2 separate regions of the Homo sapiens genome follow, and region 1 is linked to region 2. Evidence: chromatin contacts called from ENCODE Hi-C or POLR2A ChIA-PET data. All regions are on one chromosome and are shown on one strand. The core of a region is the stretch at or near the end of the contact, and the rest is flanking DNA. Distances in the headings are between cores, read along the strand shown. Region 1 overlaps TOX2 (TOX high mobility group box family member 2). Region 2 has its middle 44 kb from the start of LINC01728.

The links. A loop is a pair of places that touch in the nucleus more often than their neighbours do. ChIA-PET counts read pairs that join two places held with the same protein, here RNA polymerase II (POLR2A). Pooled maps may share reads with other maps.
Region 1: a pooled map shows a loop between it and region 2 (3-fold over the local background). The contact joins two enhancer-like sites. A Hi-C loop is called at or near these places in 1 of 168 maps with a recorded cell type or tissue (mammary epithelial cell) and 1 of 50 pooled maps. POLR2A ChIA-PET finds 5 or more read pairs at or near these places in 3 of 52 experiments (A549, HEK293T and Panc1).

Annotation. Positions count from the first base shown.
Region 1 is chr20:43,972,424-43,978,115 of GRCh38, reverse strand. TOX2 (TOX high mobility group box family member 2) reads right to left here. Exons shown (of 9, transcript NM_001098797.2): 2 at 4,684-4,749. Among named protein-coding and RNA genes, the nearest start is that of TOX2, 60 kb to the right of the region's middle. Within about 2 kb of position 2,628, at least 4 of the 41 ENCODE cell types and tissues checked have a DNase peak (open chromatin) inside an H3K27ac peak, as active enhancers do.
Region 2 is chr20:43,848,291-43,853,531 of GRCh38, reverse strand. No RefSeq gene overlaps it. Among named protein-coding and RNA genes, the nearest start is that of LINC01728, 44 kb to the left of the region's middle. Within about 2 kb of position 3,736, at least 7 of the 41 ENCODE cell types and tissues checked have a DNase peak (open chromatin) inside an H3K27ac peak, as active enhancers do.

The sequences.
Region 1 (5,692 bases), core at 1,379-3,878, 130 kb before region 2:
TCTGGTGAGGCAGCAACAGAATCCACAATACACACACACCTCATTTACTTCTCATGACACTCTAGGAGGCAGACGCTGCTACTCCTCCCATTTGATAGGAAGCTGCTATCACTTGCATAAGGAAATCTGGCCCATGCTGAGGCATGGAGGAGCTGGAATTTGAATCCAGGTCTGCTGAGTCCCAAGCCCACTTCCCTTTCCTCCTCACCTCGTCCCAGGAAGGAGGAGACTCTTTCTGGGTCACATCATCAGGAAATATCCATTTCTGTAACTCCTGGACAGAGTCTGCTCTCAACAGGAAAGAACTGACCTCTACCAGGTCCTCTACCCCCCTGGAGCTGCTGATGGGGACACAGCCCTATCTGAGAATTATATCTCATTCTCAGGCCACCCCGGCAAGTCTGGTACAAAAGTAACCCAAGGTCCAAGGAGGGAGAGGGAGTGTGATCATTTGTAGAAGCTAAAGCAGCTATGGGAAAATTTATGTGGAGTCTTGCAAAAACCAAACAATGGAGAATGTATTTGCAAAAAAAAACACTTCAAGCCCGTAGAGCGGCGGTGAAAGTTTTCAAAAAGGGACACAGTCAGCTAATACATACCCTAGGGGAACCTCTGTCTCAGCTGCGGTTTCTAAGTAAAGAAGATGGCATCTCAGGAGAAGTGTTACATTAAAGAACAAATTTGTAATACGATTTGAATGTTCTGGGCCAGACATAGTGACTCACGCCTGTAATCCCACCACTTTGGGAGGCCGAGGTGGGCGGATCACTTAAGGTCAGGAGTTCAAGACCAGCCTGGCCAACATGGTGAAACCCTGTCTCAACTAAAAATACACACACACACAAATCAGCTGGGTGTGGTGGCAGGCACCTGTAATCCCAGCTACTCGGGAGGCTGAGGCTGGAGAATCACTTGAACCCAGGAGGTGGAGGTTGCAGTGAGCCGAGATCAAGCTACTGCACTCCAGCCTGGGTGACAGTGAGACTCCATCTCAAAAATATATACATATATTGATTGGATGTTCTGGAAGCAAATGTTTTCCAGAAATGGCTTCCCACTGATATTCACAGCCTTGCATATAACAGGTGTCCAATAAACATTTGCTGATTGGGTGAACCTTGTATTTAACTGTATTTATAAAACATATTTTAAGCCATTTAGAGTGTTTATCCTCTGAATCCTCTAGTGGCTGTGAGGGCTTCATTTTACCCAAATGTTGATGTCAATCCTTAATCCAGTAATTTGGACAATACAATTCTTGCAGTTGATGAGACAACACATTGTGAGAGGGTGTTCACGTGTATGTGTGTATGTGTGTGTGTGTGTGTGTGTGCGCGCGCGCTCGCGTTGTGAGTTCAAGAAGCACTCCAGGGAAAAGAGGAAGGAAATATATAGAACTTTCATCATTCAAGTCTAGAAGCTAGTAGGGTCCCACTGAGCTGCAAGGAGCTATAGGTACCAGAAAAGTCTAAGTTATTTTTCAACAAAATCATCATGAATCATATCCCATATGTTTCCTACATGTGGTAGTTTGTAAAAAGGCCACAATATTTTGCAGCCTTTCCCATCAAGAGGTAGAGGCTATTTCTCCATTCCTTGATCTAGGCTGGTCCTGTGACTGGCTTTGACCAATAGAATGTGTTGGAAGTAGATGTGTGTTTATTTCAAGCCTGGACCTCAAGAAATCTTGCAATTTCTGCTCTTGCTGCTCTGGGAACCCTTCTCCTACCATGTGAACAACCTGGAGCTAGCCTGCTGGAAGCTGAGAGACCATGTGGAACACAGGTGAGCCTCCCATACCAACCAGCCCACTGCTGATCTGGCAATGTATTGCTGCTGCTAAAGTGATCCTAAGCAAGGCCAGAAGAACCACCCAACTGAACTCAGTTAAACTGCTGACCCACAAAATCATTAACCAGATAAACATTTGTTGTTTTAAGCCACTAAGTTTTGAGGTGTTTGTTATGCAGGAAAAACTAACGGATACACTATAAGAAATCTAACTGCAATTGCAAAATTTGTTCACATTAAGATTGGCTCATGCCACTGGCTAGACTTAATTAATCTCAGAGAATTTTGATATCTTCTTCATAAAGTCCTAAGTTAGGGAGACCCTCTGGGTCACAGCATAAAAGATTTAGAAGGACCCTCAGGAAGTCCAACCACCTTGTTCCACTGTTAGGGACATTGAAGTTCAGAGAAGAGCAGGGGCTACCATCACTCATTACACAAATATTTTCTGAGTGCTCTCGGTGTTCCAGACACTATGCCCCACTGGGATACACAGCATTGGACCAGAGAGACCAGATCCTTTCCCCATGGTGGTCACAGTTTAGGGTGGAAATCAGGCATTAACTAAGTCATCACAAGGTAAGTAGATGACCACTGTGACAAAAATTATGAATTTTTGTCACTATGAATTAAAAAGACCTGGTGCCATTTTAATGAGAATCATGGAAAGGGGACCTAACGTGGGTTTGGCAGTCACAAAGAGCTCTCTGCAGAAGTGACATTTAGGCTGAGGCAAGTCAGTGGACAAGGCAAGGGAGGCTTGTGGAGCTCCGAGTCTGAGCTTCACAAGTTTGAATGCCAGCTCTAGTGCTCCCTGGCTGAGTCACCTTGATTGAATCAGCCAACATCCTTGATCTTCAGTTGCATCATCTATAAAATTGACTGAACAATAACGTCTACTCATTCTCGAGGCTGTTGTGAAGATTAGCTGAAATAACCATTGAGAAAAAGGCTTTGCAAGCTGCAAAGTGTTGGGGGAATTGTTGAGGATATGACTGTTAATGGTTTGGGGAGGGTGACATTTATTTGTACCAAGTCTCCTCTCCAAACGACTGTGCTCTCCTCTGCCGAGGCCTAGAGCAGACACAGAGCCCCACTGAGTCCCACTTTTCCTTCTTGGTGGAAGGACATTGCCAATGCTTTCCAGTAGGTTCCAGAACAGAATTCACCATAATATAGTTCTGAAAACCAGGGCTCAATATGTTAACAAAAATACTATTTAAACATTGTGAAAAGGCTCAGATGAGATGTCAGGGCTAACTCTGGTCTGCTGAGATGAGACTTCAGTTGATTATGTACAATTAAATGACATCAGTGTACTCTTCCAAAATAACCACTTCCAAGGCCTGGAGTCTTGCCCACCAGTCTTGCATGTTGGCGCATGTCAATGCAATATAAAGGCAGCTTTGCAGCAGCAGCATTATGCTCACACAGGGACAGGCCAGAGAGGGGCATGGTATGGTGGCCCCGGCATGAGCGATCCTGCAGCGGCAGGGGAGGGGGCGCAGCACCCTGCAGCAGAGCTTCCATGCCCCACTGAGACTACAGTATCTTCCTCACTAGTAGTGCCCCCTAGGGCCACAGGCCCATGTCTTACTCATCTATGGCCTCCATGGGACCTGTCACAGAATAGGGACATAAATATTTGTGAATTAATAGGCTTCTATTGCCCCATCTGGAAAATATGTGCCCAGCCTGATGGCTGAGGGGCCACCCAACTTGGACTGCCATAGCCCCCACAATGGCAGAGACAGAGGGTAGAGGTCAGCTCCAGGGCCGGGGTTGCCCTCCAGCTTCCCAAGTTTCTCAGCAGCTATAACCCTCCTTGGCTCTCCAATCAGTGTCCCGAGCTGGTCCCACCCAGCAAGCACCACTGCCTTAGGGAACCATCCTCCACGATGCCATGCCTGTAATGAGAATACTTCCTGGTATCACATTCTGCCATGAGGACCCTCCCTGGGGTTCCGGCCTGCAGTAAGGACTCTCCCTGGGGCCCCCGCCTGCAGTGAGGACCCTCCCTGGGGCCCCAGCCTTCAGTGAGGACCCACCCTTGCATCACTTTCTGTAGGGATGACATTCCCCAGGGTCCTGGCCTGCAGTGAGGACCCTCCCTGATCTCAGCCTAGAGTGAGAACCCTCCCTGGGGTCCCAGCCTGCAGTGAGGACCCACCCTGGCATCACATTCTGCAGGGAGACCCTCCCTGGACCCTCAGCCTGCAGCAAGGACCCTCTGTGGCATCATAGTCTATAGTGAGGATGCTCCCAGCTGAGAGAAACATTAATTTTCAGAGACCAGGCTCTCAGTGGAAAATCTGATTCCAACTGGCAACTATGACCCCCCAGAGGGCCAGGCTGGGGTTCGAGACAGCCTTGCCCAGGAATGACTCTGCTTCCTTTGCCACCAGTAAGACCTTCTGCTCTCTTTCCTTGTGCCCTGTCCACAACCCTCCCCTGTGGCCTTCAACAACTCCCAGCAGGCAGGAGAACCATGCATGCCTACGCAAGGGCATGTGTGCATCCAAACCAGAACATGTCCCCGTGGGTGCTGTGTGGTGGCAAGAGGCAGGCGGCACCAGAGAGCAGCAGGCACCTCAACTCACTGCTGCTGAAAAGCTGCCCCAAGCGTGGGGAGTATGGGCAATACATTTCAAGTTTCATCAAGTTCCCAATCCATTTTAAGCCAACAGTAGCCAGGTAGTTAATTTACGAACACTATAGTCCCACTTTGATTGTACCTTTTAAGGAGACTATTGCTATTCTTGATCATTCAGAGAGAAGACAGCAGCGGGCTGTGCTGGCCCCATTCTGCACCCCCTACCTCCACCCAGGAACAGCTCAGATCCAGCCAGCCCAAATCTTAAGACACCCGTTCAGGGAGGATGAGGCACCCACCTGGCTGGTTGACAGGAGCTCTGGGTTTCCGTCACTCATCCCCACGTAGGCACTGTCACCATCAAACTAGAATAGAGAGAGAGGGAGAAGCAGCTCTGATTAAAATGCTCTCAGGAAGGCACCAGGAGAAGCAGCCGGAGGAGGGCAGGGGACTGACTGCAGGGGACTGTGGGAGCTGCAGAAGGCAAATCAGAGCCCAGGATGCCCAAAGCCCCATTTCAGCAGGGCTACCTCTAGGGTGGAAGGAGCAGCCCCTGTTCCACGGCCCTTGAGTGCTCAGGTTCATGCTGTTAATCACACTTACAATGCAAATAGGAAAACCTTTCTGCCCTCTATAACTTGTCCATAGACACAACAGGCTGCCTTGCCATGTGCTGAGCTGCCCATCCTTGGAAGTATGCAAACACCTCCCTTGATCAAAATTATATCAGGTGATCAGCTAGAGCTGGAATCCCATGTGCTGGGGGAGGCCAAGAACACCAGAGCCTTGGGATCATGACAGCCTTCCCCAGACATGCCCTCCGGGTCCTGCCATCCTGAGTGGTTTTGGCCCATCACCTATGCCATCCCAGCCCCTAGGGCCACGCCTGGCTACAGGCAGTGAGGACTATGGTAGAGACCATGTACAGGAACTATATCCTGTGTGCAGAGAAGCTGCTAAGTCTGGATTCAGGAAGATTTCCCTGTAAATCTGCCTAAAAAGTCAGGAGCAGGTGCAGGGGAAGAGATGTGGGCTCTGGGACCCCCGCCTCCCTCTTTGCCCTGAAGTGTGATCTCAAGTTGGTGCCTCAACTTCTGAGATTCCTCATCTGTTAAATGGGGATGGTGCCTGTAGGCCCCTCCTCATAGGATGTTGCACTGTAGAGCACTTGACTCAACACATTAATATGGAGAGGACTTAATTCCAGTTAGTTCCCTTCCCTTAAGCTAGGTATCTTAGATAGGGTTCCCTAGAAGGAGAGCCTGAGGCAAGGGTTCAGATGCATGTGGCTATTAAGAAAGTACTCCT
Region 2 (5,241 bases), core at 2,487-4,986:
AAATGGTGAATGAAAGATGAAGTCATAGCAAAAGGACATGGCAGCCACTGTGTTCTTGAAGGGGTCCCTGCCATCTGGGAAAAGACTTGGTTTTTTCAACAGAGTCTGGCTCTGTCACCCAGGTTGGAGTGCAGTGGTGTGATCTTGGCTCACTGCAGCCTCCACCTCCTGAGCTTAAATGATCCTCCCCACGTCGGCCCCCAAAGTAGCTAGGACTACAGGGGCACACCACCACGCCCGGCTGACTTTTGCATTTTTTTTTAGAAACAGCATTTCGTCCTGTTGCCCAGGCTGGTCTCGAACTCCTGAGCTCAAAGGATCTGCCTGCCTCGGCCTCCCAAAGTGCTGGAATTACAGGTATAAGCCACTGTGCCTGGATTTTTATTTTATTTTTTGAGACAGGGTCTTATTCCGTTGCCCAGGCTGGAGACAAGATTCTGATCGTCAAACTAGGTAATGATAGAAATGAATTATAAAATAGAAATCCATGAGCTCCTGCTGATATAAATACACCCGTACATACAAAAAGGAAAAGGAAAAGACTTTTTTTACAATAGAATATCAACTCATAGGTATAGAAGGAATGATGAGAATACAAAAATTACCATTTGGCCAATATCACAAAGGTGACTGATCCAGAAGTCATCCATGAAGGGGGTTTAACAAGGAACAGAAAATATTGGCATCATCTCAGAAACTTCCCCACAACATACCAATCAATTACAAAAGGGAAATGGTGAGTTTATGGTGGGGAAACCTAAGGCCGGGCACAGTAGCTCACACCTGTAATCCCAGCACTCTAGGAGGCCGAGGCGAGCAGAACACTTGAGGTCAGGAGTTCGAGATCAGCTTGGCCAACATGGTGAAACACCATCTACTAAAAATACAAAAAACTAGCTGGGCCTGGTGGCGGGCGCCTGTAATCCCACCTACTTGGGAGGCTGAGGCAGGAGAATCGCTTGAACCCGGGAGATGGAGATCGCAGTAAGCTGAGATTGCGCCATTGCACTCCAGCCTGGGCAACAAGAGCTAAACTCCGTCTCAAAAATAAATAAAATAAAATAAAATAAAAATACGCTGGGGAAACCTGGCAGGCACCAAGATGACCTGGTGGTCGAGATTAACACCTCCAGAGGTGGTCACCGTCTTGTGCCTCCTGAGATGATACACTGAAATAATGCAGCAGCATCCTGCGGCCTCCTTGCCCAGGAACATGGGCTGAGTGTGGACACAAGGAAACTTCAGATGGATCTGAGTTGAGTATCACCCTAGAGAATGGAGCCCTTTAAAACCATTGAGGAGGCCGGGCGCGGTGGCTCACGCCTGTAATCCCAGCACTTCGGGAGGCCGAGGCGGGTGGATCATGAGGTCAGGAGATCGAGACCATCCTGGCTAACAAGGTGAAACCCCGTCTCTACTAAAAATACAAAAAATTAGCCGGGCGCGGTGGCGGGCGCCTGTAGTCCCAGCTACTCGGGAGGCTGAGGCAGGAGAATGGCGTGAACCCGGGAAGCGGAGCTTGCAGTGAGCCGAGATTGCGCCACTGCAGTCCGCAGTCCGGCCTGGGCAACAGAGCGAGACTCCGTCTCAAAAAAAAAAAAAAAAAAAAAAAAACCATTGAGGATTCAAAAGACAGGGCAAAATGAGAAACTGTTCCAGCTTGTAGGAAACTGAAAATGCACAAGAACTAAATGCAATACATGTTCTTGGAGAAGGTTCTGGACCAGAGGGGAAAAGACAAATTGTTGGGACGCTTGAATGGGGTCCATGGATTGGGTGGTGGTGTTTGTACTGATGTTGATTTCTTGATTTGGAGGGTTGCATTGGGGTTAGGTAGAGAATGAACTTGGTCTGGTGAAATACACACGACTGTGTTTAAAGATGATGGAATACTATGTGTGCAGCTTGCCCTCCAAAGATTCAGAAAGAGAATAATGGAAGGAGAGAGAGACAGAGAGACAGAGAGAGAGAGAGCACACGCACAAGCCAGAATGTGATAAAATGTTAAGAATTTGATGATCTTGGTGAGGGCTATATGGTAGTACTATGTATTGTTCTAGCAATTTTTCCACAAGCTTGAAATTGTTCAAAGTATATTATCTTTTGAAATATTCAAAAGAATAAAAATCCAATTAGAAATGTTACTAGAAAGAATTATAGAAGCACCTTTGGCATATTTGAAATAGGCCTCATTTTTGTTGAATAAAGTGCATTCACATCCACTAAATAAATAAACACTCAGTGTTGGTGAGGGAACAGATAAAAAAGATTCTGTGGTGATAGGTTTGTAATTTGGTACAATCTAAATAGGCCTTTCTTTGAGTCTAAAAAATGCATAAAGAAGCATACAAAGATATATATGTTTTAAGGATGTTTGGGGCAGAACAGGTTTGAAAAATTGGAAACAACCCATGTACCTGTGAGTGGTCATTGAAAAATTCAGTCACGTCCCTACAACTTAGCTCTCAGGAGCCCTGCAACAATGAAGTATTGTTTAATGAACATACAAAGGTGTTCACAATTTATTTTTTGAAAAACAAATTTATGTATTTATTAATTTGGTCACTAGCTCAGCAAATATTTGTTGAATCCTATTATGTATGAATTGTTGGGTAAGGCGCATTGATTTAAAAAGATTTATAAAGTACTGTATTTCCTTTTCTGAAACTCCAATTTCTAATTGAGGAGACAGACATATCAACAAATAATATTTATGATATCTTCAGTGAAAAGTACAAGTTGAGACCAGGCGCAGTGGCTCCCGCCTGTAATCCCAGCACTTTGGGAGGCCGAGGCGGGTGGATCGCCTGAGGTCAGGAGTTTGAGACCAGCCTGGCCAACATGGTGACACCCCGTCTCTACCAAAAGTACACATATTAGCCAGGTGTGATGGCAGGTGCCTGTAGTCCCAGCTACTTGGGAGGCTGAGGCAGGAGAATCGCTTGAACCCAGGAGGTAGAGGCTGCAGTGAGCCGAGCACTCGAGCCTGGGTGACAGAGCAAGACTCCATCTCAAAAAAAAAAAAAAAAAAAAAAAAAAAAAAAGTGCAAGTTGTAGAACAATTTTCACAGAATGCCATTTGGAAAAAGAAATTATATGAACGGTAATGTGTGTGAGTACAGGCATGGAGACGAAAAGCACAGTGGATCGAATACATTATTAGCGGTTCTCTCTGGGAATGAGTTAAAATGGGGAAAATTTTACTTTCTGTAGTATTTTGAAATTTTTACAATGAGCATGTATTGCTTGTATAATCTGGGGTGATACAAGCAATAAAAATATCTATGACTAGGGAGAAATAACGTCATGTTGCCTGAACACAAAACAAGGAAAAGATGGGTCTTTGTCTCTAACACGGAGATGCAGCTCTGCCCTGGGAGCGATGGGCCTAAATTATTATTAATTGCAGTTGTAGGCCTCAGCACTTTGCCATGTCTGCAATTTTAGAAAGTAAACAAACATCTTGTTCTCAAGATAATCCTGAACTGTTTATATTTGGTCTTCCTGAGAAAGGACGTTTTGTGACTCACCAGGGCCGCAGGGAGGAAGGGCAGGCCCTTCCCAGATCTCAGGTTTGCCTGCTGCGGGAGGCCTGCCCTGGGGATCAGCTCCTGTTGCGCCCCTAGTTTTAGCCATGGAAGGGCCTCTGGTCATGAGCACTTCACCCTGGGGTCCGAGCCCCGTCCTGTTCACCCCTAACCCCATGAATGACAGGGGATCCTCACGGAGGGAGTTGGTAATCTTGGGAGGTGGAAAAAATATTACATCTGTCTCTTCAGCACCACTGCCCTGAAAGTTAGCATTTCCTTCCCTTGCGAATGTCAACAACAAACCACAGTTGTATTAGTGGTGTTCTTGGCTTTGTCACCAAAAGAAATATAGATATTTTCATATCGCATTACAGTCATTGCTACTATCTCCATAGATCGTTTACACCCAGTACCACTTCAAAGTTAAGATGCTAATTAGACCTGTCCCTAGCGCTTGTTATTTAGTGCATTAATGAAGAAGTACATTTATTACTATATCAAAAGTGTTTTTAATATTTTGATAACCATGTTTCAACATAATTGGAATCCTTTGTAATCTAATATATTTTTATTTTGTGCATTTAAAAGATGTGCTCAGAGAAGAGGCCCATGGCTCAGAAAGGTCAGGAGTGTTTGATCATGAGGATTGCAAAGGGTTGAGAGTCCCAGGAGGCCTAAGGGATGGCTCCCAAACCCCGCGAATGGCCAGCCTTTCACAACTCCATACTGCTGGAAAAACCCAAGTTTTGGCCAGGCACAGTGGCTCACACCTGTAATCCCAGCACTTTGGGAGGCTGAGGCAGGCGAGTCACCTGAGGTCAGGAGCTCGAGACCAGCCTGGCCAACATGGTGAAACGCTGTCTGTACTAAAAATACAAAAATTAGCCAGGCATGGTGGCGCACACCTGTAATCCCAGCTACTCAGGAGGCTGAGGCAGGAGCATCGCTTGAACCCGGGAGGAGGAGGTTGCAGTAAGCCGAGATCATACCATTGCACTCCAACCTGGGAGACAGAGTGAGACTCCATCTCAAAAAAAAAGAGAAAGAAAACCCAAGTTTTCACTTTCTCCAAAGAAATGCTGGAGCTGGGCATGGTGGCTCATGCCTGTAATCCCAGCACTTTGGGAGGCCGAGGTGAGTGGATCACTTGAGGTCAGGAGTTCAAGACCAGCCTGGCCAACATGGTGAAACCACATCTTTATTAAAAATACAAAAAAATTAGCCGGGCATTGTGGTGTGTGCCTGTAATCCCAGCTACTCAGGAGGCTGAGACAGGAGAATTGCTTGAACCTGGGACATGGAGGTTGCAGTGAGCTGAGATTGCACCATTGCCCTCCAGCCTGGGCAACAGAGCAAGACTCTGTCTTAAAAAACAGAAAAGAAAAGAAAAAATGCTGGCAATACTGCACCAGCCTCCCCTCCTGGGACCCTGCTCCCAGCATGAGTAGAGGCTGCTCCTTCAGCCAGGACATCATCTCTAGTGCCCAGGCCCTAGCATGCCCCATCATTGCACAGTACCCCAGGCCTGGCATCCACAAAGTCTCAGAACCGTGTACCGGCCAGATCTACTTGTCTCCTGGGTCCTCTGTAGCCATTTCTTTTTGTAACCCTTAATCTAAGTCCACCCACCCATTTTCCAGGTGCCATAGCTGTGGCCTGAGAGGTGGGGAGCCAGGATTGCCAAGCTAAGTTAGTGGCACCCCCAGAATCA